Regions from separate parts of the Mus musculus genome. Here regions 1, 2 and 3 are each linked to region 4. The links are chromatin loops, found by intact Hi-C in ENCODE. Cell type or tissue: left cerebral cortex. All regions are shown on one strand. Links, peaks and the distances in the headings refer to the core of each region. The heading gives the core; the rest is flanking DNA. Region 1 holds the start of Gm13344 (a long non-coding RNA gene). Region 2 holds the start of Gm33940 (a long non-coding RNA gene). Region 3 overlaps 4921504E06Rik (RIKEN cDNA 4921504E06 gene). Region 4 holds the start of Otud1 (OTU domain containing 1).

Evidence for each region. Hi-C counts contacts between places; a loop is a spot of excess contacts. Peaks named below come from ENCODE experiments on the same cell type or tissue, not always from the same donor. Only the 100,000 strongest peaks of a DNase experiment are listed, where the experiment ranks them.
Region 1: it touches region 4 in a loop (2.2-fold over the local background); 3 of 42 quality-filtered maps call a loop at or near these places.
Region 2: a loop joins it to region 4, with 5 times the contacts of the local background. A loop is called at or near these places in 3 of 42 quality-filtered maps.
Region 3: a loop joins it to region 4, with 5 times the contacts of the local background. A loop is called at or near these places in 23 of 42 quality-filtered maps.

What each region holds. Positions count from the first base shown.
Region 1 is chr2:19,425,265-19,433,057 of GRCm38, forward strand. Gm33940 (a long non-coding RNA gene) reads left to right here. Exons shown (of 3, transcript XR_374043.4): 3 at 3,096-5,021. Gm13344 (a long non-coding RNA gene) reads right to left here and starts at 7,154. Exons shown (of 3, transcript XR_003953767.1): 1 at 6,987-7,154; 2 at 6,473-6,626; 3 at 3,840-5,149. In left cerebral cortex, for the core only: a CTCF peak has its summit at 6,015 (motif pointing right); a DNase peak (open chromatin) is centred at 4,995; H3K4me3 peaks cover 201 bases.
Region 2 is chr2:19,411,169-19,418,961 of GRCm38, forward strand. It overlaps Gm33940 (a long non-coding RNA gene), which reads left to right and starts at 2,993. Exons shown (of 3, transcript XR_374043.4): 1 at 2,993-4,553. In left cerebral cortex, for the core only: CTCF peaks have their summits at 3,484 and 4,057 (motif pointing right); DNase peaks (open chromatin) are centred at 3,469 and 4,070; H3K4me3 peaks cover 617 bases.
Region 3 is chr2:19,524,298-19,532,090 of GRCm38, forward strand. All of the region lies in intron 4 of 4921504E06Rik (RIKEN cDNA 4921504E06 gene), which reads right to left. Among named protein-coding and RNA genes, the nearest start is that of 4921504E06Rik, 26 kb to the right of the region's middle. In left cerebral cortex, for the core only: a CTCF peak has its summit at 4,667 (motif pointing right); a DNase peak (open chromatin) is centred at 4,687.
Region 4 is chr2:19,654,132-19,661,924 of GRCm38, forward strand. Otud1 (OTU domain containing 1) reads left to right here and starts at 3,600. Exons shown (of 1, transcript NM_027715.2): 1 at 3,600-7,148. The coding sequence starts at 3,931. The coding sequence ends at 5,295. Gm3230 (predicted gene 3230) reads right to left here and starts at 3,766. Exons shown (of 1, transcript NR_033642.1): 1 at 1,675-3,766. In left cerebral cortex, for the core only: CTCF peaks have their summits at 3,656, 4,275 and 4,496; DNase peaks (open chromatin) are centred at 1,764, 2,019, 3,514, 4,241 and 2 more places; H3K4me3 peaks cover 3,139 bases; H3K27ac peaks cover 3,047 bases.

The sequences.
Region 1 (7,793 bases), core at 1,939-6,938, 230 kb before region 4:
TTCTGGTAATTAGGTATGGCAACCACAGAGAACTAACACCAGCCTTTCCTTTCATCATTGGATGATGGGCATCTATTTCTGCCTCTCGAGAGGTGACGTTATGCCATCTCCTTGATCTAGGATTTCCCACCTTCAGAACTTGTGGGAAACATGTTTTTTTTAGCTTATGAATTACTCGGTTTGAAGCATTATGTTGCAGCAGCAAGAAAAGATTGAAATAGACCCTCTTCTCCTGTCACCAAAGCTAGTGATAGCATATTCCTCTGACCACTTTCTTCTCAATCATATTTCCTTCTGCCTCCCTATTCTGTTCTAAGAACCCTGCACCGTACTACCAGGAACACCCTTTTCATTTCCTTCGCTGTATCTGACTATTCCAAGGCTAGTCAGCCCCTCTACCATCCATGGAGATGAAATCGTACAGATGAACCACACCAGGAGCCTGCCCTAGGGGTCAGAGCATGGCTTAGAGTGGGTATGGGAGCAGGTGGCGGTAGGCATGATCATAGGTTGCTATGGGCAGTCACTGCCTACCTGACTAGAGTTTCCATTTTCAATGATGCTGGGCCTTCCACAATTGCCACAAGACCACAGAGACCAAGGCTGAAGAGATTGCTCATGTGCCGATTTTCTAGCTCGTTTTTGAGATTTTATTGGAGCTACATGAGACTTAGCATCAATTATCACAAAGTAGCTAGGACTCTCATCATAAGTACATAGAACTCAAGATAATTAAAATATTAATCAATCCAGGAAACTTTAGGAAAACCCAGTTCTAACACCAGAAAATCGTTTATTTACCTAAGATTTTAATGTTTAACTTACAAGCTGGGTGTTCCTGGTTTAAAGTTGTTAGAACTCTGAGCATCTCAGATTCCAGCTTTTAAAAATTCTGGATATGCAATGAGATATTTTGGTATGGTACCCATTTCTAAACACAAATTTTATGTGTTTAATCCCAGTATATGGGAAGTTTAGGCAAGGAGATCATGAGTTCTTTCTGGACTGTGTGGTGACACGCTTTATTCAAAGGAGTCACTGTTTTACACTGTGCACCAAGCATGCAGGTGGTGGTCTGGGTGTGGCATTGTGCCAGTGTTAAGATGTTTGTATTTGGAGGAGAGGGGAGTTCAGATTTTTAGGTCAGACATGCTCAAACTCTTCTCCACATAGCTCCTTCACCACCCATGTGGCAACCTAAGGGTCAGGACTGAGATATACTGAAAGCTGCGTGTGTGACCCGCTGTCATTACATCTAGACTTTCGGTGTCTGTCAGTTCTGTGAACGTTGGGTGTTTTCATCCTATTGGGAGAGTCACTTCCAGTTCAGTTTAGGTTCTGACCTAGGAAGTGACAACAAGGTTCTCTGTGAGCTTTAGCAATCCTAGACTTCAGCACAGAGGTCTCCCTTGGTCTGTCTCATCGAAGGAAGTGACTAAACACAATTAGTCCTAGATGTTTTCTTAGGGACCATGTGCTTCTACTCCAAAGACACCCCATGGTTGCTGCTCAGGGGAGCGATAAATGGTGAGGACTGCTGTGGAAACACACTGCCATCATAACTGCTGCTGTTACGATTATGCATATGTTGTGACCCAGAATTCACACTTCTAGGTCCACAATGAGAAAAATCTCTGCACATGTGCACACATCAGCCTAGGCAACAATACTCACACTTACCACATCTCTAACAGTCGGAACTAGAAACGTTTCCAAGACAATGCTAACAAAATGGCTATTATCTCACACTTGCAGTGCCGAATGGAAGAAAGCAGAATGCAGAGGGGTGCTTTGTGCTACCATCTACATAAAGGCCGAAAAGGAGATGAAACCTTAGAATTTACCGATTCAGATTTGAGTGGTGTTCTGAAGAAAAGGCAGGAGATAGTTACCATGAATGTTTGATAGTCATAACGTCTAGGGTGACAAACTGACGGGCTATGAAGGCTCCCAGGTGCAGACAGTATTCTGTTTCTTGGCCTTGGTGGCACTTATTTTAAGACTTTTGAATTAGATATTTTTATAACTTTGGTCTTTTGTTGTATTTCAAAATGTTAAAGAGAAAGTCTCATACTTGCAGTAAAACCTATGCCCTTTAAACCAGATTTCCTTGTATTTTAAATTCATTTTATGAACTTCTATCTTTAGAATTACTCATGAGAGCAAGAGACCATTTGAAGCAATGAGGGAAATTACCTTCAAGCCTTTCTTTTAGAGAAAAGTGTTACTAATATTTTGGTAAATGTTTGGTAAATTCTTGACTAGTTTTTTATATCTTTAGTTCTCACTTTATATATGCACATTTACTTAAAAATCTGTATTTGTCTTTCACTTTTAAGCACTTTTCAGAGTCATTGAAAGCCCTCAGCATAATTATTCTAGTTATTAGGTATGTTCTTTATGCCTCACTGATGTGTCATTAAAGGGTGTACCAGCTCAGATTAGCATCTCTCTCTTAATAAGTACATCATGGTAGAACCTTCCACAAGTCAGTCTTCCCTTGGAGAATACAGCACCTCTCTGAGGTTCTTTAAAGCAAGGATGCCCTTTGTCTAGGATCGCTGCCTGGGGCTTAACAGGCTTGTGTTTCAAGAGAATCACTATACAAGTGGACTAAACTATTACACAGAATCTCTCAGAGCAGCGTGGCATTAAGCTAATCACTTTGTCTCTATATTAATATAACAGCTACATAACTTAATTATTAAATAACAATTACATCACCATAGAGTCACCATAGTAACACAGGAATGCTGATGCTGGTTTAGAAGAGATAGGTGTACACACACCTGAGATCACGTGGTAAGTATTCAATATAGGCCTGCTCTATGACAACCATGCTCCACATGAAGAGATTGCCAAATGGCTTAGTGAATAAAATTGCTTGCTGAGATCAATGCTTGGGATCCCCATGGCAGAAAGAGAGAACCAATTTCTTCAAGTTGTCTTCTGACTTCTATATGTACACCATGCATAGCCCTCCTCTCTCTCTCTCTCTCTCTCTCTCTCTCTCTCTCTCTCTCTCTCTCATTTAAAAACAAACAAGTAAGTAAAACTCTAAGTTTTTCTTCCCTTTCCTTTTTCTCCCCCCACAGATGATATTATGAAAAGGGCTGGGAAAAGATAAGCAGGAATCAGGAATCAAGCAACAGCATAGAAATAATGATTTCCCAACACATCTCATGGGAAAAAATGGGATGAAATCAAAGATACATTCACCCCAAATCTTGTCCTCATAAGACCCTGTCATGAAGAAGAAGAAGAAGAAGAAGAAGAAGAAGAAGAAGAAGAAGAAGAAGAAGAAGAAGAAGAAGAAGAAGAAGAAGAAGAAGAAGAAGAAGCAGCACTGGGTATGTTGACTCACACTTGAAATCCCGACACACTGGAGGCTGGGGAATAATTTCCAGGAACATGAGGGCAGCCTGAGCTCCAAAGTGACTTCCAGAAGCCTGGGATACATTGTGAGACCTTGCCTCACAAGACAAACACACCGCTTTCCAAGCTTTCCCACCTGTCTCTTCTAAGACAGCATCATCTCAAGGCCCAAAGGCAATGAAGTCCCTGATTAGCACCAGAGAGTAGACTTGGTGAACAGTTCTTTGATAGATTTTGCTCTTCACCTACACTTCCAACAGTGTTATTTAAATCAGATAATCAAAGAAATCTAAAAATATATATATAATAATAATAAATTCAAGTATCATTAAGATACTGCAAGACTGTCCTTTAGAAGTTTTCCCAACACTGATTCCACACAAGGGGGAGGGGCTGTGGGAGGGGAGACATAGAAAGTAGAGTAAGCAGGAACCCTGGGCAGGAAAAACGAGAAGGCAAAATGCTTTTGCTTTATTTAGATAGACTTTAATGATTTGGATGGACTCCGTTCCAGGCGACTCTACCTTCAGCACCAAGGCCAGCGCACCTGGTCCAGGAGCCTTCCCTTTTCTTCACCCAGCACTCAGGCTCAGCACAATCTACGAAACGCGCTTTCCTAACTTATGAATCAGGCTTATTAATTTTCCGAAAGTGGCCATGGGAACCATCAGGATATTTCTTCTACGAAAAATGAAAATGATCAATTTGTTGGAGAGCTCCCTTGCATGTGTGCACAGAGACACCATCGGGCTGGGTTGGCTGAGTTCTTCTGGAGTTACTCCTCTGGGCCAGCCCCCTCTTTGCACAACGAGGTTAGGAGTAGCTCTTGTTTCTAGTCCTGCTTGGTGGTTTCGGTATAAGGGTGAGAAGAGGAGGAACCCAGGTGTTCTGGGCTCTGATGTTCTGGGATTTCTTTTTCTAAGGGCTTATTCTTCAGGTTAATGTATAATTCCTGATTCTAACAAAGGACTACTCTCTGCCACGAAGATTAATATTCCCGGAGAAGATAACGGAAGTCCCGTGAGGGGACAGCTCGAACATTAGTTTTCTCTTTGTGAATTAAGAAACTGGTCACAAAAGATTACTAATCACCCCTATAACACAGCAAATCACTGACCACCATAAGCTTAACGCCCAGATTTCCAGGGAATATCCACCCATGCCCAAATTGGTCCCTTTTCAGCAAACTACATAGATATACCACTGTCTCCGGGGGTCACAGTTATTCACCCCTTGTTCCAGTGCAGTTGTCTGAAAATAGAGTTAGAAAATTGAAAATGAGACGGATGTCGGGGAGGAGAGGATGCTGGTTGCTGTGGCGTCTTGGCTTCCATGTTTAGAAGCCAAACGGATTCCAAGATTGCTGGGTGATACACCCTAGCCAGCGGCACAGCTCCTGGCCTTCTGCAGGGGTCCGTGCAACCTCGGCGCTAGCAGCTGTCCCCTCTCAAGGATCGTCAGCCACAGAGTTCATGGCCAAACTTGGAAGAACAGGGGTGGTCCCGTGGTGGCACCTGTGCCAGAGACGCCCTGAGCGCACTGCACAGAAAGAGGACACTTCACTGTGGCCGGCTGCGACTGCCAGACCCAGGAAGTGTGGGGAATCAACGAACTCTGGGGCCCGGCTCCAGGTCCAGAGGACTGACAGTACCAGAGAGAAGGACGAGGGGGGGAGGGTCCCCAACGCTCTCCCAAAGTGCGTCCAGTCGTGCGTCCATCTGATGCGAATGTTCCTTCCATCTGGTTAGAATGACAGTAGCTTTCAAGTCACTCACTATGAGAAAATGACATTTTAGTTTTCAAAGAAAAAAAGAGAATCGCACTGTAATTGTGAGTTGTAACAAATGCAGACTTCTGGTGCCTTCCTCTGCCGCGTGTAAGACAGTAAAAAATGTGTCTGGTCTAAGCGGACCCCCCTCTCCAAGCCCATTGTGAGGCCAATCGCTAACAAAGGGGACGTGTGAATATTCAACACCGAGTCTTTCAGTTGTATTTTTCTGGAATTCTTGACTTGGCTTTTTTTTTTTTAATTTAATGGGAGAATACCTGTTTTAAGTTTTTAAAGAACATGGAAATCGCCCGCGAGCGACCATATAATTTGATTTGCCAGGCAATCTGCAGAGCGATCGCACATCATTTATAATGTTCATTGAGCATTTTGCCTAATTGTGTCTGTCTCTGAAAGGGCAGCGCACCCCCTCCCGACCACGAGCGGCACAAGTGGCGACATTCCCATGGAGCGGCCGCGCCGCAGCTTGCCGTATTCAGTACGGGCTGCCCGGACGTGTGCTTCTGGCCCCGGCGACCGGGCGCCTGACACTAATAGCTCGCGGCTCAGGTACGTGCGGGCGCCGCATTCAATTCACAACCGGCCGCGCTTGCAGGTGTCGCCTTTTGAAACAGCCTTTCAGGCAGCCACTGTTCACTTTCTGACCGCGCCACGGGTTTTGTGGCAGCGCAAGAATGGAGCTGATTATTCCCTTGCCCACATGCACCCCCCCCATGTCCCCACCCCCGGCTGACTTCGGCCTTCCCCGAGCCAAAAAGCCATTTAATTAGTTCTGGGACAGCAGAGAGCCCGTGTGGGCGACAAAGCCCGGCTCCCCAGGTAACCCTGGTTCCCCGCGGCCCCAGGAGGGGGCGCACGGTCCTAAAGCACTGTCCTGGGTCGTTCACTACGTTCCTGGTCGCCATGGTGCCTCTGCCCTCTGAACAACTCGCCCCCAGCCTTTGGTAACTTTAGCCTACCCTTGCTAAAAGGTCCCCAAAGCGTCCAGATCTCAGATTCAGTGCCGCCTTCCCACCTGCCTTTTAAACCAGGACAACCTAAAAGAGATGGGCGCTTGGTGTGCCCTCCTACACTTTTGACTCTTCAGGACCACATTTCCGAGAGGCACTGGGACACTTTTTCCTCTACTGCCTCTACGTATCAGCCAGCGCTTCGTGCACTAAGCCCGGGGCAGATGGGTTGCCAAAAGGACAACTCCCAGCCGTCGCTAGTCACTAGTCATGCTCACTTGGCAAATGTGGCTCGAAAGCCAGAGCTGCTCGAATCAACAATAGACCTGACCAGGCGACCTACGTGCGCCATGAGTACCTTGGATACTTGTGCACAGGATCCTGGCTGCCCAGAGCAGGGAATAGCGACCCACCCAGCCGTCCGGTCTTTGGCTATGTTTGGGTCCAGCACATCCAGGAACAAGGGGGACAGCGAAGGTGCGGCACTGTCCAGCCAGGTGTCCCCAATGTACCTTTGAGGAGGAGTAGGCGTTGGCCATCGAGCAAGGGTGAGGGTCTCGCCCCGCCCTGCCTGATTTCCCCGAGCGTCTGAACACCCCATTCGTTCCACTCACAGTACTCTGTGAACCGACGGCGGGAGGCCAGGAGGCCCAGCTCAGGGAGGGCCGGGTGGTCCCCACTCCCCACCCCCGCCCCGCCAGCCTCGCCCCAGCACATGTGTTATGATTCCCACGGACTGGCGTGCTCTGCGGCTGGAGGCCCGGGTGCCCGGGGCCCCGGAGACGTGCAGGACATAGAGGGGTTTGTACACACGGTGACCTCCGCGCTCTGACTCTGAAAGGGCCTGAAAGGAGCTCTTTATGGTACATTACCAGTCAAGGGCTCAGGTACCAGCGCCTTGTGTCGGGGAGCCCGGGCGGCCGCCTGTGCTGCAGGTGTCTGCTGTACAGTACGCCCGCCGAGGGGGAGGGAGGGCCGCCCGCCTCGCGTCCTACTTGCGATTTGGCTTCAGCATCTCTGAGGCCTGGGCTGCAAGCTGAGGCTCTCTGGGCCTAGGGAAGAAAGCACGGAGCGGTGCAGCAGCCAGAAGAAGGCAGTGGGAAAGGCTTCTGCCTAGCTGGGGTGAGAGCAGAGGGAGACCAAAGGCTAGAATCTCAGGCAGGAAGTTAGTACTATGCTTGGGAAAAGACACCTTTGAGCTGGCTTAGATCCCCTGCCTGGACTAGACTTGAACTCTTACTTATCTTTCTGTGTGAGCATGGTCCTCTCTGCCCTACGTGCAGACAGCTGCTCTTAAGTAGATGAGAAGCCCTTTCATTCTCTGCCCAAAAGAAACTAAAGGAAGTGCCTCAACCACAGGAAAGGTTGCAGTGACCCAAGGGTGGGTCGCACCTATGTCTCTCAATGACCTCAGAAGCCATGAACTCATTCCTTACATTTGACTTATTTAAAGCAAACTTCAAAATGCTTTCTTCTCTTAGCAAGGGGGTTACAGATGGTATTTATTTTGTAGCTCACGCGCCCCCGCCCCCCCGCAAGGTGATTCCATACTCAAGAAAAATAGTAGACAAAACAACTGCTATGGCAATACGATATTTTAATAAAAGAATGACGTGTTTAACCACGTTCAGGGCTAGTGTGGAAAAGGAAAAAGGAAGAAGCAGACATACTCTGGATGT
Region 2 (7,793 bases), core at 1,066-6,065, 240 kb before region 4:
CCTAGTTTTTCAGAGGACCCAGGCTCAATTTCCAGAACCTATATGACAACTAACAACCATCAATAATTCCAGTTCCAGAGGATCTGATGCCCTCTTGGGTACTGGATGTGCATGGGGCATAGACATGAACCAGGTAAGACATTTATACACATAAAATCAAAGTAAATAAAATCTCAAAAAAAAAAAAAAAAAGCAGCAATCTTATCTCACATGGAGAGAACACCTCAGGGGAGTTTTCATGAATTGAGACCAACAAAATAGAAGTAACAAAAAGGTTGCTTTAAGCCTAATTTTGGGATAATTTTTTTAAGTAGCACCCTATTACTAGACCATGTAACAACCCTAGAGCTGAATGCTCTAGGCTCCATCACTGCTATGCTGAAGAAATGTCTTGCAAATGTTGCTTTTATTTCCTCAGAATGATGGGATGAGAGGAGAGCCTCACCCAAGCTGTGCGAACACGCGGCTTGTGGAGCCCAGAGTGCTTCCTTCACTGCTCTAAGGATCCTCAGGCCTAGGCTGGAAGCTCTAGCCTCCACACAATCTAGTCTTCCAAGGTGACTGATTAAATCTCGCTTCTCCTGGCTTCTGACTTAATTGCTCTGCCTGGGATCATATTACACCTTTCTGCCCCCGTCTCTCTTTGATCTTAAGTAGCCTCTCTTTCCTGTCTGAGAGTTGGGAGTATCCTACCTCTGACTCATCCTGTCAAATCTTTCTCTGATTCATCACTTTGTCTCCCCTTCAATTAGATGCCATGTTCCTTTTTTTAAAAAAGATTTATTTATTTTTTTATTTATATGAGTACACTGTAGCTGTCTTCAGACACACAGTAGACGAGTGCATCAGATCCCATTACAGATGGTTGTGAGCCACCACATCGTTGCTAGGAATTGAACTCAGGGCCTCTGGCAAAATAGTCAGTGCTCTTAACCGCTGAACCATCTCTCCAACCCTAGATGTCACTTTCAAATATGGCTGCTTCATTCTACAAAGCACCCTTACTTTCATTGTTAGGGATTAAAGGTATATACTTAGGGTGTATCTATATCCCAGACAGATCATGCTGTATCCAGGACATGTCTGCATTCTGGCTAGATCTTGAAGGTCTTGGATATGATCTCTCACCTTAGAAGGTCTTGGATATGATCTCTCTTGGTCTCATACTTAGAAGGTCTTGGATATGATCTCTCACCTGAGCAGCCTTGTTGCTGGATTAAAATTCCTCTATCATAGCTCATAAAAAGCTATCTCTGTGTGAATCATAAGACACTTTCAGATAAGGTCAGAGCAATGCTCCTTTGATAACAAACCCCATAAGAAACAACCCCAAAGGGCCATGATGAAGACTCCCTGCCTGCTAGACTGGGATGGGTAGACTCAGAAAGAAACAGAGGAATGATGGCATACATGCTCCCACTGCCTGTTTATGATCCAATCAGGAGAGTGACTGACTAGATTGCTATGCGTGAGGATGTCACACACTGTCACAGACTAATGTCCACTGGAAAGAGGAGGCATCCACTGCCTACCCACCCTCCTTCCACTTCACTGGCGGGTGGGAGTCAGCCTAGCTCCTCACCTCAGTCATGCATATTTTTAAAACTATAATAGTCCTGCACCATGCAGGCACCGTGTTAAATAAAAGAGAAGGGAGAAAACAGGCAGAAGGAAAAAGAATAAGAAGAGACACAGATCAAGAGGGGGTGTGCTGGTTAATTTTTGTCAACTTGATACAAGCTAGGCAGAGGAACCGTAACTGAGAAAATGCCTCCATCAGATCGGCCTGCTGGCAAATCTGTTAGGCATTTGCTTGGTACCTTGAGTGCTGCCACCCCTGGGCTTGGTGATATTGGGTTGTGTAAGAAAGCAGACTGAGCAATCCAGGAAGAGTAAGACACCAAGCGGCACTCCTCCATGTCTCTGCTTCAGTCCCTGCCTCCAGGTTCCTGCCTTGGCTTGTCTCAGTGATGGACTGAGGTCTAGAAGATGGAACAAAACCTCCCCACTCCAAGTCGTTTTCACTCATTGTGGTGGTTTAAGTGAGGACTCACATGTTTGAATGCTTGTTCTCCAGTTAGTGTAACTGATTGGGAAGGGTTAGGAGGTGTGGCCTTGTTGGTTGGAGATGTGTTGCTGGGTATGGACTTGGAGGTTTCAGAAGCTTGTGCCAGGCCCAGACTGACTCTTTGATTGCAGCCTGCCTGGATCCGATGTGAGCCCTGAGCTGCTATCCCAGCACTATGCCTGCAGGTTGAAATACTCCCCGCCATGATGTTCGTGGACTCACCCTGTAAGCATGGAACCCTGTCAAATGCTTTCTTCTGTAAGTTGTCATAGTCATATGTCTCTTCACAGCAGCAAAACAGTGACTAAGACACACATGATATTTATCACAGCAATAGAAAGCTAAGTCGGACAGGAGGGGACCTGGGCAACAGAGAAGAGAAACAAGTAACTGTCATGGCCCCTGGTAAGTCCTGGCTCCAGGTTTGCACACTGCTTCTGTGCAAGTCACACAGCTTGCCTTTTTATCTGGCTGCCTGCCTTCTCTACTGCATGGGAAAGAACTCCTTGTCGACAAGTCTTCACAATCCAGTTGAAGGTGCATGGTACATAAGGATTTCAGCAAAACGGTGATTTTTTTTTTTAATGCACTATGAGCAAAGGTTTCCTTTAAACAACATAGGTAAGGAATATAGAAACGAGGTCTGTGGAGCGTGGACCTGATTTTCCCATAAGTCTTTATTTTCTTTTCAAGACTTTTTAAAAGAACAGGGTGTTGAATTAAGCCAAAGAGAAAACCCCTCACATAGGTGAGTTTCTGAGGCCACTCTTTTTTTTTCCATTTTTTATTAGGTATTTAACTCATTTACATTTCCAATGCTATACCAAAAGTCCCCCATACCCACCCACCCCACTGAGGCCACTCTTGAGGTGGTGGAGCACATGCGCATCTCCCAACTGCCTGCAATCAGGTTGGAATGGGCCTCATGCAGGTGATGTATTGAGAGCATGCAAGAAACCATCTGAAAAGCTGGGTACAGTGGTACAGGACCTTACACCATCGCTGTGTAGTCCCAGTTCTCAGGAGGCGGGTTTGAGGTCAGCAGCCTGGTCTAAGAAAGAAGGGGTGGAGGGTGGAGAAGAAGAGAAGAGAGAAAGAGAAGAGCGGGAAGGAGGGAGTAGCTTCTCTGTGAAGCGCCAACCCCACCCCAGCCTCCCACCTCCACAACCAGAAGCAGAAGTCTGAGGCAGCAAGATGCATTCCCAGACTAATGTCACTTCTCCTGCGATGTGTGACTGCCATCACAACGAGGAATGAACTCAGGGAACCATATAGTTTCATCTTATTAATGGTGCAGAATTGTAAAGAGCAAAGAGGGTGTTGAAGCACAGTGGCTAGGAAAGAGTCAGCTGACACAGGTGAAGGGAAAGACTCCCGCGTAGGAAATCCTGCAGTGCCGGCTCTGACCTCCAGGCGGCGGGCTCCTTGGATCCACATGCGAAGGGAGAAGGGGTTAAAATGTTCGTCATCCTAATTGTTGCTATTAACAAACTGTTGTGAATTTGTAACTAATATCTTGTCGAGGGTGGAAGAGTTCCCAACAGTAAAATGTGGAAAAACATCCTCTGTGTAGACATGCATTCTGTTTGGGGCTTCTAAACAAAGAGAAGGCTCACCGGAGGGACAGTATCTAAACCGATAGAGGGCGTATTTCACCGTCACAACTCTTCAGTGTGGGATTGGGGTTACTGAGAATTTTACTAAGTGCGGGTTTTTATAGAATGCTAAGGCATGGGGATGGTAGGGTAGAAAGAGCTAGTTTTCAAAGCTAGCAGGGTTATTGCCAAAATGTCACATCCTTTTTAGCAGAGAGCTTAGTCATTTTGTCACTTAAATTCGGTCTAACGAGTTTAGCTAAAGTCCTTAGCCAAGTCCTCCATCCTTGTCATACAGCCGAGGGTTCGGGGTAATTTAAGAGTACTTCTCTATTTACCAAACAAGGCAGACCTTTCCTTGTCACCGAGTTTAATGCCAGGCAAGTAATTCTGTACTATTCCACTAGAGGGAGCCAAAAGACTGCTTTAGAATGTTTCACTGGCTTTCCTTCCTAAGACTATTAATGATATCCTGCTATGTTTGCAGACAGGAGCCTAGTATAACTGTCTCCTGAGAGGCTTCATCCAGCAGCTGATGGAAAGATCCAGAGAGCCACAGCCAAACACTAGACCGAGCTTGGGGAATCTTGTGGAAGAGTTGGGGATGGGACTGAGGAAGCCAGAGAGGACACCACAAGAAGACCTACAGAGTCAACTAACTTGAGCCCATTGGGGCTCACAGAAACTGAACCTCCAACCAAAGAGCATGAAGGAGCTGGACCTAGGCCCCATACACTTTTGTAACGGATATGCAGCTTGGTTTTCATGTGGGCCCCTAACAGTTGGAGCTGGCTGCCTTTGGATTCCTTTTCCCTAACTGGATGGCCTTGTTGGATTTCAGTGGAAGAGGTTTCTGCTTGGTTCAGCTTTGACTTGATCCGTCCGGGTTGGTAGGTACCCATGGGGGACATCCCCATCTCTGAGGAGAAGGAGGGAAATGGGGGAGGGGCTTGTGAACATAGGACTGGGAGGAGAGGAGGGAGGGTTTGAAATCGGGATGGGGAGAGAGAGACAGAGAGACAGAGACACAGACAGAGATACAGAGAAAGAAGGGAGGGATGGAGGGAGGGAAGGAGGGATGGGAAGGGAAAGGAAGGGAGAGAGAGAGAGAAAAGAAATCATCCACCGAGCTGCCCTTCTCCTTGCCCCATCACCCCCTCCCACCTCAGACATTTGAAAACTCAGAAAGAACAGCACTGGCTACGTGAATTCTGTGTTTTCTTACTTTGACCGCAGACCTTAGCAAACAGTACTGCAGTGGTTAAGTACTTAAGCATGGGTACTGTCTCCTTGGTGGGAAATGATGAAAGAGCTCTCGCCTTAGGAAAGAAGTGAAATTGTACAGAAGTCTCGAGGACCAAATCCAGTGAAGACATCATCTGAGGGTCACTCCTCAAGGTTTTCCACAAACAGCATCCTAAATGCCAATTTAACTTAGGGGCCGCTTGACAGTGAGTTTCTCTTCGTGGCCAGGACCTGCTCTGCCTGCAAAGCTGCCCCAATACACCTTCCCCGTTCCCAAATTACCTCAAGTATACAAGGCTGGCTGGCTGGTTGTCCTATGTGCCTGGCTCTTGCTGGGACTGGGCATTCTACATCCAGGATCCGTTGGGAAAGTGGAGTGTAAATGCAGCTAAGTTCCTCAAATATCCCCCTTGCTCTTGATTTCCACCCTTGTCTTTCTATCCACTGGCTGGGGCAGCAGACCTTTCTCGAAGATCACACACACAAGCTACTGTAGTTCCAGCCTCACTACATGACTTCTCTTAACTCTGCCTTCTTCTAAGAATTCTCCATGTCTGAGGAAAGAATTTTGTCTTTAAAGAAAGTGCACTCAAAGACTAAGTGATCCATTTAGTGAGACTGATGAGCCACTTCACAGAGGAGCACGGTAAGTACAGAAAGAATGTTCACTGGTTTGAATCATCAGAGAAAACTGAATAAAGACCACACTGGGACTCTATCACACCCCGGGCAGACGGGCTCTCCCTGGACAAACAACAACCAAGTCTGGTGAGAATGTGGGGAAATGAGACCAGAGTGTGGGGATCAAGCTGGTGTGGTCATCCCCAAAATTGGTAAGAACTGCCATGTGCCCCAGCTAGACCATGAGCCCCAACTAGACTATGTGCCCCAGCTAGACCATGTGCCCCAGCTAGACCGTGAGCCCCAGCTAGACCATGAGCCCCAGCTAGACCATGAGCCCTGGCTAGACCATGAGCCCCAGCTAGACCATGAGCCCCAGCTAGACCATGTGCCCCAGCTAGACCATGAGCCCCCAGCTAGACCATGTGCCCTGGCTAGACCATGAGCCCCAGCTAGACCATGCTGGCAGGACCCTGAGTCATCTAAGTCAGCACTCCATATCTTCTTATTTTATTTTATTTTATTTTATTTTATTTTATTTTATTTTATTTTACTTTTTACATTCCCATCGTTGCTCCCCTCCCTGTCTCTCCTTCCACAGTTCCTCATCCCATTCCTCCTTCCCCTTGCCTGCTAGAGGGTGTTCCAAACCACCAGACCTTCCCTGGGCCTCAAGTCTCTTGAGGACTAAGCGCATCTTCTCCCACTGAGGCCAGACCAGACAGCCCTCTGCTGTGTTTGTGCCAGAGGCCTTAAACCAGCCCATGAATGCTCCTGGTTGGTGGCTCCATCTCCAGGAGCTCCCAGGAGTCCGGATTAGTTGAGACTGCTGGTCTTCCTATGGGGTCTCTCTCTCCTTCAGCTTTTTCAATCCTTTCCTAATTCAACCATATGGGTTCCCAACTTTAGTTCAATGGTTGGGTGTAAGTATTTGCATCTGTCTCTGTCAGCTGCCAGTGGGGTCTCTCAGGGGACAGTCATGCCAGGCTCCTGTCTGTAAGCACATCATAGCGTAAGTAATAGTGTCAGGCCTGGTGCCTGCCCCATGAGATGGACCCCAAGTTGGGCCAATCATTGGACTGCCTTTCCTCCCGTCTCTTCTCCATTTTTGTTTCTATAGTTCTTTTAGGCAGGAACACTTCTAGGCCAGAAATTTTGACTGTGGGTTAGTAACCCTCTCCCTCCACTTGATGTTCTATCATCTACTGAAGGTGGACTCTTTGAGTTCCCTCTCTCCAATGCTGGGCATTTTGTCCAAGGTCACTCCCATTGAGTTCTTAGAGTGTCTCACCTCCTGGGTCTCTGGTACTTTCTAGAGAGTCTCCACATCTTCCACCGCCCCCAATGCTGCTTATTTCCATTCATTCTCCTGGCCTTCTGGGCTTCTCTCCTGCCCTTCCCCCCATACCTGATCCTGTTCCCCTTTTCCCACCCTTCTCCCTTCTCCCACCCAGATCCCTCCTTCCCTCTGCCTCCTGTGATTGTTTTCTTCTCCCTTCTAAGTGGGATTGAAGCATCCTTACTTGGGCTTTTCTGCTGTTATACTTCTTATGGTCTGTAGATTATATTCTAGGTATTCTGTACTTTTTGGCTAATATCCACTTATCAGTGAGTACATACCATGCATGTCCTTTGGGTCTGAGTTACCTCACTCAGGATGGTATTTTCTAGTTCTGTCCATTTGCCTGCAAAAGTCATGATGCCTCATTTTAAATAGCTGAATAGTATTCCATTGTGTAAATGAACCACATTTTCTGTATCCATTCTTCAGTTGAGGGACATCTGGGTTGTTTACAGCTTCTGGCTATCACAAATAAGGCTGCTATGAACATGGTAGAGCATGTGTACTTTTGGTTTGATGGAGAGTCTTTTGGATATATGCCTAAGAGTGGTATAGCTGGGTCTTCAGGTAGAACTATTTCCAATTTTCTGAGGAAGCACCAGATTGATTTCCAGAGTGGTTGTACTAGCTTGCAATCCCACCAGCAATGGAGGAGTGTTCCTCTTTCTCCACATCCTCTCCAGCTTGTGGTACTCCATGTTGTCAAGGTTAAATGTTTCTTTACATTTACTTGTTTGCTTGCCTGCTTCTCTCTCCCTTTCCCTCTCCCTCTCCCTCTCCCTCTCCCTCTCCCTCTCCCTCTCCCTCTCCCTCTCCCTCTCCCTCTCCCTCTCTCTCCCCCTCTCTCCCGCTCTCTCTCCCTCTCTCCCTCTCTTTCCCCCCTTTCTCTCTCTCTCTCCTTCTCCCCCCTCTCTCTCTGGGG
Region 3 (7,793 bases), core at 1,741-6,740, 130 kb before region 4:
TTGGGCCAGGCCATATCAAGCTCCTACAACCAGAACCAGAGGTGGCTAATAACCCACATGACCTCTATGGCATCTGTAAAACCGAAACCAGGCCAGACTCTCAGGCCCTTAAGCTAGTACAGGTAGCGTAGCTCTAGAACTCGTTGTCTTAGAAGAAACAACATGCACCCTGAGTTGAGTTTCAATGTAAATATGCTTCCTTATGCACTGGGGATTGTATTACACCAGAAAACTCTTTTTTTTTTCCCCCCAAATTGTACTGGGCTTAAATACACTGGAAATAAACTTCCTGTTGTTGGACTCCCTGAAGTCTGATTCAGGTCGAGAAAGTCAATGTGCACTGGGTTTTTATTCTCACCTCTTTGCTTCTCCGAATGACACATTCAAGGACCCCCTGGGAATATGTTCAATTTTATTCTTTTCCTTGTAAAACTATTTTATTTTTTGTAATTTGCCCAAATTTCTTGGCAAATCATTCTAAATTAAAATGCACAATAAAGCAATATAGTACCATGTTATCTGGTAAAATGCAAAGAGTGGCATGTTGTTCAAATTTTATCTGCCACACAAGTAATGGTGAAGAAGAGGAAGATGACTAAATAGGAGGTTTCCCACAGAATACAGGATTCCTCCAGGCATTCCTCCCACAGCCACAAGAATTTGGTAGCCATTTACCAACAAAAGGGCCTACCCAGCTAGAAGGTACATAACTCTTGTTGACCTCAGAAATGATGGTTTTGGGAGGGTAAGTCTGTACCGAGTGCTAGGCTCTACCATAACAGTTCTGATGACAGTCATAAATGGACTCTCTACACTGTGGACTTATCAATAAACATTTGGTCCCACCACAGATACCAGCTGCTAATGAATTCAAGAGGAGACATGCCCGCCTATAGTCTCTGGTATAGTCAGGTCCACAGGCCTATTATGGTAGCAGACTCTGAACTGGCCTTGAAACCCATCTAATGCAGATCTCAGCTGTGAGCAGTCTCACCTTCCCAGGAATTTAGCAGGAATCGCACTAGTCGATGCCCTTCAGTCAAGCCACTGTTCTCAGCCATATAGAAAACTCTGAGATTCCCTGGAACAACCCTGGCTGTCCTCTAGCAGTGACAATCCCCCAAGGGACCTGCAGGGAGGTTTGTGTCTCCATGCCTTCAGGGGAGGGTTTACTGATTCATGCCTCATTGTAGATGGTGTGTAGCACTGCCTTCTTACCCCAGCCCCAGTGTAACAGTAGCCATGTACATCCAGACACCCATTAGGAGACACTCACACAGGCCTCCTAAAGGGGCTTGTTCAATTTCCTATTCCAGGGAAGCCCTGAAACGCAGCTTCAGCCCCACAAAAGCCAGGATTCAGGGCAGCTCTGAATCCTCAGGAGTCTAGAAGGACACAGATTTGCCTGTAGTATTCAGTCAAAAATACTAAAAGTAACTATAGCTACAATAAGTAGTTAATGGATCAATGATAGTATAAAACATTAAACAGAGGAAAATATCAATGTGTACAGAGTTGTATGTCATTGAAATTAAGCTATATCCTTCTCTCCCTTCCTCCTTCCTTCCATTTCTTCCTCCTTCTCCTAGCTTTTGCTTTTTTCTTTCTTTTCTTGTGTGTGTATGTATTGTTGTTGTTGCTGCTGTTGCTGTTGTTGTTGATGGTGTTGTTGTTGCGACAGGGTTTTAAACTATAGCCCGGGCTGAATGGAAGTCACAAGGACTGACCACAAAGTCATAACAATTCTCCTGTTGCAGAATCCCAAATGCTGGGATTACAGGCATGTGTCACCATGGTTTGCCACGAATGGAGTTTTAATTTTTATATAGCTAGGCTCAGCATTTTTCAATTTTGCCTCCCTTTTATACATCAATTTCATGTTTAAATGATTTCTCCCCTTCTATTTCAGTTTTCATGGTTAAAAGCAATCTTAAGTATATATATTTTTATTTATTCTTCTCTCATATATTACATCCTGAATGCAGTTTTCTCTCTCTCCCTCCCTCCCTCCCTCCCTCCCTCCCTCCCTCCCTCCCTCCCTTCCTCCCTTCCACTCTACCTCTCTTCAAACCCCAACCATTCTTCCTCCATTTCTCTTCAGAAAAAAGCATCTCTCCCATGGATATCAATCAAACTTGGCATATCAAATTGCAGTAAGGTTAGGCACCACAAGGTGGTCTATTTAGACCACTACAGTACACAATGATAAAGAGAAACAAAACAAAGCATGCTATTACAAAGGATCCGAAAAAATTGTGGTAAGACAACAAGAAAGCAAGAAGGGAATAAAAGGAATACAAACCAGAATAATCAATAAAATGGCAATAGTAAGCTCTTGCCCTCCAGCAATTACTTTAAGGTGTAAATGAATTAAAATATTTCACCAAAGGTAAGTCAGTAACCGAATCACAGAGAAACAAGATCCAAGCTTGCTTTAAGGATACTCAGGAGTCAAAGGTTTAAAGGTAACACAAGATTTCCCCGCAATTTGTAGACCAAAGAGAATGAGGACAAATACACTAATTTCAGATAAAACAAACTTGGATTCAGTTGTTCTCACGAGAGAGAGAGGTCACTACATAATAATAAAAGAATCAATTTTTATAAAGAATGTAACAGTTGTAAACTTATAAACACTCAGCATTGAAAAATATAAAATAGATATTACCAATTTAAGACAGAAATAGCAATATGAAAAGTGTGTGGGGTTTTGGTAGCCCATTAATTTTTTTTTGTCAGTCCTTGGCATTGAACCTAGGACTTCACACATCCTAGGCAAGCATCCACTCCTGAACTACACCCTCGGCCAAATGTTCCACTTTCAATAACAGACAAAACATACAAGTTCAGTAAGAAAACTATAGACCCGAATGTGTCAGAAATAGAGAAGAGGCTCAATGTGGGAGGCTCCCAGGGAGGTGACGAATAACCTGAGGTGTGCAGAGGAGGGCAGACGACGGCAAACCGCTTGATAGTGTTAAAGAATGAAGTTTTGGCCAGGCGTGGTGGCACACACCTTTAATCCCAGCACTTGGGAGGCAGAGACAGGCAGATTGCTGAGTTCGAGGCCAGCCTGGTCTACAAAGTGAGTTCCAGGACAGCCAAGGATACACAGAGAAACCCTGTTCAAAAAACAAAAAACAAACAAACAAACAAACAAACAAACAAAAGAATGAAGTTTTGGAATGACAGAAGCAGGGAGGGGTACTGGGCTTCTATCTCGTGCCAGGGGCTCAGACAGTCCTACATGTATGAAACACTGCATAGACAATGGCAGACCTGGGATTAGTGACCCTATAGAATAAGAAGGCAAAAGAAACACAAAGCAAATCTATCAGAAAGCAGGGAGCTCAGCCCCACTGAGCCTCCTTGGGAAATGGAGGAATTCCCTTCCCCTTGACAAGACAAGGAAACACCTAGAAGTAGAGCTAATAGATTAAAGATGTAGGGAAATGTTCTAAAGTAAATTGTGCTGGCTTCACAGCAACCTCAACTTGTACACTTTCAATGGGTACATTTTATGCTATGCAAACTGCATTTCAATAGAGTTGCTAAGTGATTTCAATACAATATACCTATGCTTTCAATATACATGAATAGTAAGTTGAAAAATTTGACAGAAGAGATCACATCTTCTAAAGAAATAAACTATAACACTCAGGGAAAAAACTTGGCTGTATAAAGTATCTACAACTTCTATAAATAAAATAATAAAACCTTTTTGAAATATAGAAGACAGAACAGAATCAATAACTCAAGATTGAATTTTTATATGTAAACTATAATGGTTAAACCTCCACAATTCATGAATACATTTCTGAACCATGAAACTTCAATAAAAGTGAAAAACAGGAAGTTTGTTGATGATGGAATGACCACTCCCAAATTATTTTATTTTATTAGAAAGGATGAAAAAGCTATAAAAATCATAAAGAAGAAAAAAATAAAACAAACTTGCTAGATCACTTGCCTAGCTGTAAGGTCTTGGATTGCATCCCAGCACACACACACACACACACACACACACACACACACACACTCAAAGGCACATGCACACATACAGTATTAGTTTAAAAAGCACTATAATTCCAAAGGGTAAATAGACTGTTTCATTTGTTAGTTTGAGAAGACCTGTCTGGCCTAGAACTAGCTGTGTATACCTGTCTGGATTCAAATTCATAGAGATTGCAAACCTCTGCCTCTCAAGTCTGAGATCAAAGGCTGTGCTACCACACCAGACTAGTTTTTGTTGTTTAAATATAGTTTTCATATAGGGCCACAAAATATCTAGACTTGAAGGGAGTCTAAGTTATCAATGAAGGACATATCACAAGTCATGGCAAAAGGAAAATATCCAGTAAATGGCATTCTAATATGATGCTTATTAGTTTGAAAGCTGGCGATGGCATTCCCTTATCCCTCTGTTCTACAAGTTGTCTAAATACCTAAGTTCTTGTATTAAATTCCCATGTGAAAAACTGAGAGTGGTTTCATTTTTTTACCAGAACTACAGCAAAATAATACCTTCCTGAAAGAAAAATATAAGTATGATATGAATGTTTAAAGTTTTCTTTTTGCCAATAAAACAACATAATATCTCACACAAATTAAAAGTTAAGTTTAGAACCATGAGCTGGGAGAAGTAACGACACCCTTAACTGGTCTCTAGGGGGCAGCAAAGAGCTGGTTACTCTTGTAGGTGGTTAAAATGTCAAGGCTCACCTGTTTCCATATGACTAAGCCTGAGCAAAGTAGGTGGCCAGGAATAACAAGGCTTGTGAGGTCATGAGTCAAATCAAAGCTAACAAGCCCAAGAGAAGATTCAAATAATGACTTTATCTTAACCTAATATAAAGAAATGTTTTCATCTGATAAAGCACCTAACCACAACTAATGTGGTTTAGTTAAATATGGTGAACTAGCACATGTTTATGAAAAGTTGGTAACAGGCAGAATTTAGCTACTTCCTTTTTCCACTCCCAGAAATAGAAATTGTACTTATGAAAAGCAATGGTCATTATTCTGTCGTATTTTTGAACATTTGATGTATATTAGAAGAAGACATGAATGATAATTAATACCTGTTCTAATAAACCATAAATGTTTGAATTACTCTTACTATAAACAAAAATTCCAGAGAATTCTTGTGTGTGTGTGGGGGGGGTTGGGGGGGTGGGTGCACACTGGTATGTATTGCACATTGGTGTGTGTGTAAAATGGTGTGTATGTATGTGGGTGCACAGTAGTGTTTGTGGGAGGACGCACAGTTATGGGTGTGTGGGGAGGTGCACTGATGTGTGTGCTTAAGTGCTCGCTGGTGTAAGTGTGGGTTGCACATTGGTGTGTGTGGTGGTGCATACTGGTGTGTGTGAGTGAAAGTGCACACTGGTGTTTGTGAGGGGATGCACACTATTATGTGTGTGTGGGGGAGGTGTGTTGATGTGTGTTTTTAAGTGCATGCTAGTGTGTATGTGTGTGGGTGCACACTGGTGTGTGTGTGTGTGTGTGTGTGTGTGTGTGTGTGTGTGTGTGTGTATTGCACATTGGTATGTGTAGGTGGGTGCATATTGGTGTGGGGTAGGAGTGGTGCACACCAGTGTTTATGTCAGGGGTTGGGAGAGAGTGCACACAGGTCCCATGCAGATGCCAAAGAAGAGTATTCTGGGTTCTACTCTGTCACTCTCTGCTTTCTCAGTTTGAGAGAGTCTCTTATTGAACCTGGTGACCCAGGAGCCTCAGCAGTCTTCCTTTCTCTACTTTCAACTACAGAAGGGCTCACAGCTACTCTGAACTTCTTACAGAAGTGCTGGGATCTCCACTTAGGTTCTCAGACATGTACATTATCCCCATTACACTATCTTTCAGGTCCTGGAGGAGAATTCTATGGCATCGGGTTCCAGCTCCCTACCGACCATAGAGAAAAGACAAGGAGTCTTTGTAAGAGTGTCCTATTAAAGGTGGGACAACTCAGGGGCATGGGTGGCCTTTCACTGTAGAAAATACCCACCTTGAACTCTTTACCCACCCCACACTTCCAGTACCTGCATGGAAACTGGCTGTAAGAATAAAAATGGCAAGGAAAGAAAAATCAAAAACAAAAACAAATGCCTTCTGAGTCACTTTCTCCTGACGCTCACACACCTGTGTCGTCTAAAACACACTCCAGCCGAGGATTCCATTCATTCAGCACAGAACCAGAGTCTCACAGAAGCAAATGCAAACATTCTCTGAAGAAACCTCCCTCAATCCCAGGGTTCAAAGGACTCTCAGAAGAGCAGAAATTCATAGTTAAAAATTATAAAGTTCAAAAGCATGTACCATCTAGTTCTTGTGAGAGCCAATACTTGCCAGACCCTCAAACATGGAAGATTTGTAAAGTATGAAGGACAAACTATAAGTGTATGTAAATGTACTAATGCATAATAAAAAGGTGATCTGAGAGCTGGAGACAACTCTTTTAAGAGCTGAGCAAGCACGAGGACCTGAGGTCAGATCTGTAGCACCCATGTAAAAGCCTGGCCCAGTGTATGTATCTCTGACTCCACCATGTGGGCACAGACAGATTTCTAGGGCCTGCTGGTCAGCCAACAGAGCTGAAAAAAAATGTCAAATTTTAGTTTTCCCGAGTGATTAAGCAGAAGATGATGAAAGTAGAACTCTTCACATCCTTCTCTGGTTTTTGCATAGGCATAAATAAGTGCACACATAAAACAGACATGGATCTCTGATCATGTCCCATCTTCTTCACATGCTATTAGATGTGGGGAACAATTTTGCTCAACTATTTTTGCCTAACCAGCACTCCTCCTTCTGGGTTGGCCTCTCCTTAACATTATGTCTTGGGTTGGGTGTGGTTCTAGACTGGCTTGAGGAAGGGACTAATACAAATAAGTTAGATTTCTTTTGCTTGCCAACAAAAAAATATTCTAATATATGCTTGCATAACTGTCTGCCCAGACTCCCATTAGATTTCTTGCCCACCAAGTCTGAGCTATTTCTGTAACTATTTCAAATAAGACATTGGACAAAGGAGGACAGGTGCAACCTTCAGAGGGAGACATCATGAAAGGATTTGTTCACTAAGTCCCTTAATTTTATACCCAGCACAGGTATTACCTACTCAGGGATGTCTTCACAAAGTTAGCAGCAGAAATAGCTGTTCATTTGTGATAGTCCCATAAATCCTACTATATATGTTTATCTCTGCACACTTATATTTTGTGATTTATTTATGGTCTCCCTCTCTGCTTACGCCTACCTCATCTTCCTTCACAATGTCAGTATCTGGCGTATCATACCAGAGAGCATTCATTTGAAGATACTGTATGCCAAGATTTTATTTACTTAAAGATACATTTCCTGTGCAATTTCTTTCTTGCTTTGCTTTAGATGTATCAAAATAATTAAGATTATTTACACTATTTATTGTGTGAAAGTTATTTGATTTTTGACTCCCAGAATGGGAATTTCATGATTCAACATAACAAATATGAATAGTGGCTATGGAGGTTATGAAGGCATTTCATCTTGTACTTGGTCAGCAGGCAGAAGGCTGTGAGCCCAAATGCTAATATAGGATCATGATAGACAGAGAAACACAGCATCACTAAGACAGGAGGACTATGAGTATGTGCAACGACCTACTTTACACTTAGATTTTACCCACTATGGTCTGGGTACTATTCTAAATGCCTTGTAAAGTTCAATCTGTGTTACTCTTGGAGCATGTTGGTCTAGCTGGTACGGACCATCATTAGTCTCATTTTACAGCAGAGAGAACAGAAGCAAACTGT
Region 4 (7,793 bases), core at 956-5,955:
TAGGCTTGTATTTTATGCATATCCCTCTGGTGGATAGTTTTTTGCTGCCTGGAAAGCATAAAAGACTTTTGGAGTCTTCTGTAACTGGCAGCATAGTTGGGACTCAATAAAAGCTTCTCAATATATACCTCATCCAATGTATATGCAGACACACTGAGTGTACTGGCTGGTTTTGTATGTCAATTTGACACAGGCTGGAGTTATCACAGAGAAAGGAGCTTCAGTTGAGGAAATGCCTCCATGAGATCCAGCTGTGGGGCATTTTCTCAATTAGTGATCAAGGGGGGAGGGCCCCTATGGGTGGTACCATCTCTGGGCTGGTAGTCTTGGGTTCTATAAGAAAGCAAGCCAGTAAGTAACATCCCTCCATGGCTTCTGCATCAGCTTCTGCTTCCTGACCTGCTTGAGTTCCAGTCCTGACTTCCTTTGGTGATGAACAGCAGTGTGAAAGTGTAAGCCGAATAAACCCTTTCCTCTCCAGCTTGCTTCTTGGTCATGATGTGTGTGTAGGAATAGAAACCCTGACTAAGACACTAGGTTTCTTCTTGTTACCATTTGGCTGATAATTGCTAATATCTTGTTTTCTAGTATACTAAACATCCACTAGTCTGGAATCCTGTGTTTTTGAAACTTGTGCCTCTTTTCTGCACACCACCATGATATTCTAGACAGATAAATTTCTAGAATGGAATCATTGGTCCTTCTGTTCCCATGGAGACCTGCCTAATGCTATATGGATAATATTGATCCTCACAGTGAATATATAGTTTTGCACAGTTTGCTCATGCAAGCTAAAAGGGAAAGCAATGCCCTTATGTCAAAGCTTAGATATTTCCGTCTTTGTGCCTATTTGTAACTTGGTCCAGTGGATGCATCACCACCACCTGCCTTCTGTGTCACTTTGCTTTGCGTTCTTGTGTTTATCTTCCCCTGTTGCCATGGACTACATGACAATTTGGATTTCTACATTCTCCTTCTCTCCCTCAGGCCCTTGTTCTGCTGGCTAGCCCTGTTAGCCACACATTTACCAAGTAACTTTTATTTGAAGATGATCTTATTGTCAGTATTAGTTTCTTGTTTCACAACTTCAGTTCCTGAAAGGCTGAAGGCAGAGTTTAGAGCAACATGCCTAAAGGCAGAATGATGGGTCTGCAATAAGTCAGGGGGCGAGATCCAGCCTTCCTTATGGAGGCAATCATTCAGTTTCTCCTCGATGAAGCCACCTAGCAGGCCGGAACATTTGAGCATTTGACAGTCCCTAGGATCCAGTGAGTCCTCCAAAGCCCTGGGTAACGCCAAGAGACCTAGATAGCAATTCTGACTTCACTGCCATCTGAGAGAGTTTGAGAATTCACTTGCCATCTAGTCCTTCATTCAGTAAGTTTCCTCAGTTCCACTGCATGGCTAGTACTGTGCTAGACAATAACAGGAAAGCAAAACAAGATGGCGTTTCACTCAAGCATTAGGAATCCAGAACTTCAGAGCACACCTTCCCAACACCTACAAAGGGAAGTACCTCTTTCTGACTTAAATTACCAGGCAAAAGGTAGATATTTTGTTAAAGAACATTAAGACAAAGCTACTTTCTCCTGGTCAAAAGAATAGAATCCGAGCATTCTGTGCTCAGCCCAGGATGGAGGTACTATAGATTTAAGCTATGTAATGGAGAACGAGGAGGATAATAATTCATTTAATAAGATAATATACATTCCCTTCCCAGAAGACCTTGCCCACCTTGTGGCCACTGGCCTTCTCTGGAAAACAGCCCTGTGGTCTGGCCTGCCTTCTCTTCTGAGCTCTCATTCAGAAAAGGGTCATTTCCTCTTTTGCATTGTTTGCTTGAAGATACCAGGCATGCTTTTATGGACATTCTGTGCCGTTTTACTTTTCTCTAAAGCTACTATTACTAGAATTATGGGTTACAAACTGTGTTCCAACTCAAGTTCGGCCATCCTTCTTCAGTAAGGCAGCTAAAAGTGCCAAATTAATGAAGGAAAAGAAAGCCACAAGAAAAAGAAAAGGAGATTTATTCAATGTGGCCACATCGGAAAGTGGGACACAGAGATCTTACTAATCCACAAATTCTGCCTTGGAGTTGGGTTTCCTGAGGATGAGGTTCAAATACAAAACAAAAGCTCTGCCTAACTAAACACTGGCAAATGTGGTCCCCAATCCATTCCTTTCTCAGCTCCAAATCTCTCCTGAAAGGTCATTTCCAGAAGATAAGTTTCTTCTCTGGATGTCCCCAGGGATTCAGCCGGTTTTTTTTTTTTTTTCCCTCCCAGCAGGAGATAGATCCCTAGGAGGAATTCTAATGTGTGTGCAGGCATATGTGCCTATCAGTGTACGGAGGCGGGGTGGGGGTGGGGGGAGAGGTGTCCATTTTTTTTTTTCCCAATGGGGTAAATAACAGGGTTAGTATATCTGTTTAGTATACACCCATTCCAGTCTTGATAGGCGGGTTACACCAACCCTTCCCTGAGCAACCGCTGGCCAAACTCCATTGCTGAACCTGCTGGCCTGCCTTTTCCAGTCCTAACTTAAAAGGGCATGGCTTTTTTTTCTTTTTTTCTTTTTTTCTTTTTTTTCCCCCCCTTCCCTTCTCTGGCCACCTGCCAAGATTAGCAGATTGCCTACCCTCTCAAACTCTAGTAAAATTGCCCCCCCCCCGAGCTTCCTTTTGAACATTTTAAATTTATTTGATTAAGGAGACTAAGAACCCCCAACGAGAGACCCTAGTAACAAGCATAAATTATGTTCCAAGCAGAATGGTGGCGCGCAGGTAGTACAACCTGCAGGCTGTTTTTCCATACCAAGAAGTAGTCTCCAATTCAATCTGTATATCTGGAAACTAAATTTAAAATTGGATTGAAACTCAGAATAAGGCAAAAGCTACTGTTACTGCAAGTAGGTACCAATTTGATAACACTCTGGCTTTCCGTTGCAGAGGAAGCACAGTTCAGTCTGTTATTTCATTTTGCTGTGCTGTTCCAGAAAACAGGTTGTGTGCCTCTTGCCTCAAAGTTTAACAGTCGCGATCTACTTTCAAAAGGCTTTAAGGCGGCATGTTATTTGGTATTCCAAGGAAGGCTGTTGAAAAGCCTTCCTTTCGCCCTTGCATTTCCTAGGTGACTTAAGTTAGCAGTGCAGGAACGTCTATTTTTGCTTAGCGGGGCAGCAAGACCGTGTAGACCAGACCCAAACACGTTAACTGGAGGAAACGACTCAAGAAGTTGAATGCCATTGGCCCTGAAGGTAGAGCTCAGTCCCTAGTCCGGAAGTGTTTTAGAAAAACGTTATTCCAACCTATTTGTTTGCCCCAGCAACGCTGGTCCCGCCACAGCGTCACACAGCAGGACAGCCGCATAGCCCACAGATCTGCTTCCCAGGTACCAGGCAGCCAGCAACCGTAGTCAGGTTGGGAGCGCACTCAATGCGCATGTCCGTAGTCCAGCCCCCGCCTCGCCCTCCCCGGCCACGCCCATGAGGTCTCCGCTGGAGGGCGGGGCCGCCCCGCTTGAATGGGGCGCGCATTCCTGTGGGACCACGTGACGCGGCCGCGCGGCCTGAGGTAAACAAGCGCGGCCCCGCCTCCTACCATCCGCGCGCTGCACTCCTGCTTGCGGGCGGGCGGCGCTCGTCTGAGCGGGCAGCTCCTCCAACCGTCCCCAGCGGCCGGCGCGGGGCACAGCTGCGCCAGCGTCCTACGCCCGAGTCCCCGGCCGAGCGCGCGCCCTCCGGTGCCCTCGGACCGCCCGCGCGCTGTGGCGCAGCACGAATTGGGTCGCGGCCCGGGCGCTATTCGCGGCTCCTGACGCGGCGGCCCGCGGCGCTGAGCTCAGCGCTATTCTCGGGCTCCGGGGCACTGCGCCCGAGGGTGTGTCTCCAAGCCGGGCTCGCAGCTATAAGGGGCCGCGGGCGGCCGCGGCCATGCAGCTCTACAGCAGCGTGTGCACCCATTACCCTGCGGGCACGCCGGGGCCCACGGCCGCCGCCCCGCCTGCCACCGCCGCCGCCGCCTTCAAGGTCTCCTTGCAGTCAGCCAGCCCCGCCGCCGCGGCCCCGGAGCCGGATACCGGAGAGCGCCCACCCGCCGCGGCCACCGAACCACGCGAAGCCGCCGCCGCCGCTGCCATGCCCGCCTTCTCTGCCTGCTTCGAGCGGTCCGGGTCCGCCGCCGCCCCGCCGGGCGCGTGCAGCAAGCCGCCGCTGCCGCCGCACTTCACGTCCACGGCGCACATCGCCGTGCGGGCCCTGGGCGCCGAGCGCCTCCTGCTGCCGCCACCCTCAGCCCCCTCGCCGCCGCGTCGCGGTTCCTCTGCCTGGCTGCTGGAAGAGCTGCTCCGGCCCGACGAGCCCGCGGCCCCGAACGCCGTCCGCGACGCTCCGGACAGGAACTTCCGACTGAGCGAGCACCGCCAGGCCCTGGCAGCCTCCCAGCACCGGGCCCCTGCACCGGCCCCCGTCGGCCCGGAGCCCGGCGCCGGCCCGGGCTCCGGCCCGTGGGGTGAAGAGCGCCGGGCGGAGCGCAGTTCCCGGGGTTGGGACCGGGCGAGCGGTCGCAGCGACGCCTCCGGGTCTGACGCGCTCCGACGGCAAGATCCCGAAGCCGAGGCTCACCCGGTTCCGGCACCCGCTCGGAGCAGCGGCGAGCCGGCCCAGAACGGCGAAGGCGAAGCCGTAGGCACGTCCCGGGCGGATCCCAGGGACGAGAAGCTAGCCCTGTACCTGGCCGAGGTGGAGAGGCAGGACAAGTACCTGAGGCAGAGAAACAAGTACCGATTCCACATCATCCCCGACGGCAACTGCCTCTACCGAGCTGTCAGCAAGACTGTGTACGGGGACCAGAGCCTGCACCGGGAGCTGAGGGAGCAGACCGTGCACTACATCGCGGACCACCTGGACCACTTCAGCCCACTCATTGAGGGCGACGTGGGGGAGTTTATTATCGCTGCTGCCCAAGATGGGGCGTGGGCCGGATATCCCGAATTGCTGGCCATGGGGCAGATGCTGAATGTGAATATACACTTAACTACTGGAGGGAGGCTGGAGAGCCCCACCGTGTCTACCATGATCCACTATCTGGGCCCAGAGGATTCTCTACGGCCCAGTATTTGGCTCAGTTGGCTCAGCAATGGACACTATGATGCTGTTTTTGACCACTCCTATCCTAACCCAGAGTATGACAATTGGTGCAAGCAAACCCAGATACAGAAAAAACGCGATGAAGAACTTGCCAAGTCCATGGCCATATCCCTGTCCAAAATGTATATTGAACAAAATGCATGCTCTTGAAAAGTCTGAGGACCTGACAAGTTGGGGGAAATGGCGCGTGTCAGTTGTGTTGGGAGAACCACACGAACTCTAATTAGGGTAATGGCACTTTTCACTTTCCTAGTAGACTGACTTTAGGTGTAATGCCTTAATCAGTTTTTGAATGTCCTCTCAGAGCCGCAGGTTGCTGGGCACCTGAATGATGTTTCCTGATAGCTTTGGGTGAGCCTACTGCTATTTAAAATTTGCTGTATAAAGTGAGTGCTACTTAATTTGCAAGCTGATGTCTCACGGTATGAATTTGTTCATTCCTGGTAGTCTATTTTCTATAAAAATGTATTTTTGCACATTTTTAAAAATGGGTGTACTTTCATCTATTGCCTTGTTCCAATTTCGAGAAATGGCTTTTAAGCAGAATCCAGAGAAGTGCTTTCTATGAAGTTTATTTCAGTTTGTGATTTAGTAACTAGTTTATTGTTGGAATATTTCACAATTCTTAATTATTTCAAATGGATATTGACACATTATGTTACCAGATGATTAGCCCATTCCATTTTGATGAAAAAAACCTATTGGGGAGGGGGGGAGAGAAGATGTTATTTTTTTAAGAAATGGTTCATTTTGAAGAAGTTAAGGAAGGGATAGCTTTGGGACGATTTTTTTTTTTTTAATGACAGTACCAGGCCTTACTTGAAGTCTGCTATTTGCTGACGGCAGAATGATAATTCTGTACTCTTATGTTTATAGAGTAGATTGGTGTTCTCGATTGTGTTCGTTTTATTCATCAACTTAGGAAAGGCTTTTATGAACTTTTGTGAGAAGGTCAGCCTCCTGCATTATACAGCTTCTTGATTTCAACACTGTTTTTAGCAGGAAGCTTTTGTCTTAATATTCTGTCGTTTTAAAGTTCTTCCAAAAGGCAAAATAGAATTCACTTTGTATTATGTAAAAATGTAAGCCACTTGTATGGTTTGCTGGGTCAAACAGTGTTTCCACCCCACCCCCCATCAAAAAAAAATCCATGTTGCCACTTTAACTACTTTTAGTGTATTTATTAGGTAATGCAGTTTGTACTTTTTTATTTTGTAACATTTTGTGATTTTTTTTGTACAATAATTATTTGTACAATGTAGCAGTTCTCAGCTGATGGAATGAATGAATAAAATGTATACTTTTACATCTTTCTGGGTAGAGTGGTTTTTAAGTAGCCAAATCTCTTAAGAACTTTTTTTAAATGTACACATTTTTTTCAAGTGTAAATATGTCCCAGAATCCTGAGAGGTTTGTCAAATTCTCACATGAATGGGAAGTCTAGTCATATTAAAGGGTAAGTCTCAATGAAATATAATTGAAAGGTGAAATGGCTAAAGAAATTGCTCTTATTATTTCTAATTATAATTCTATCAAATTTTATCTGTGCCTATTGACTAATGAACAAGGGAGTGTAATTTGACAGCCCAAGTCTAATTAAATGTTATACTTTGTGACCCATTCTTTTGGGGTAGACTTTTCTGTATTAAAGAGTTGCCAAAGTGGTGTCCAGAATTTACCTAATCTGGTTGTCATGGCAATGAGAATCTACTTTAAAATGTGCTAACCAGATTTAGTTCTAAAATGCATTTTATGTTATATATGTGCCCCCTTCAGAAATCACAATTCCCACTAGGTGGGGCATTTGGAAAGAGATTAAATCCTGAGGGCTCTGGCCTCTTAAATAAGCCCCATGAAAGGGCTGGAAGATTTAGCTTTAGGCCTTTTTTGGACCTATGCAGTTCATGGATGCCTGGAATCTGTAAGTAACTGACCTTTATCAAACATGGCAGTTTCTTGGACTTCACAGCCTCTAAAAGGGAATAAATTTCTTTTATACTTAACCCAGTTTCAAGTGTTTTTTTTTCTAGCAACACAAAGAAGTGAATACTGGATTAAAAGACCACACCAATCTGTGTATATAATGTTGGGTGTGAGGTATCTTGCAGAATATAGCTAATTTGGGTTTATTCTCAGTAGATTGCTTAGATACCACAGTTGTAGACACTGGAATCTGTTAACTACATGCTTGGAAGGATTACATTGTTTATCAAGGAAAGAAAATATCAGAAATTTAAATGTTAATTGTGGATCTCTAGAGGTTTCGGTAAAGTTTTGTCCTCCCTGGTTACATAATGTGGTCAGGAACAAATGCTATTTGAATTATGCGACTAGCCACTGCTTTATTTATTTTGTGAACTTTGGAGATGGTGAGAACCTAGACCAGAAAGTGGAGTGGATAATGTTCCTCAGAGTATCCTTCAACCTTTTACTGACCTGAATAGGTTACTTGTGTTTTCAAATCAGAATTCCTGGCCATAGGTTTCCACTGGAAAGTGTGAGGATTTTAACACAGCTTCTAAGATGACATGCTAGTGAGATAGAGTACAAGGCACAAGGGCAGTTGTCAGCTTCAGCCAATGCAATGCTAGTTCAATGCATATATTTCTACATCTTTGGGGTCAGAGTGATGTTTTTCATGTGAGGTG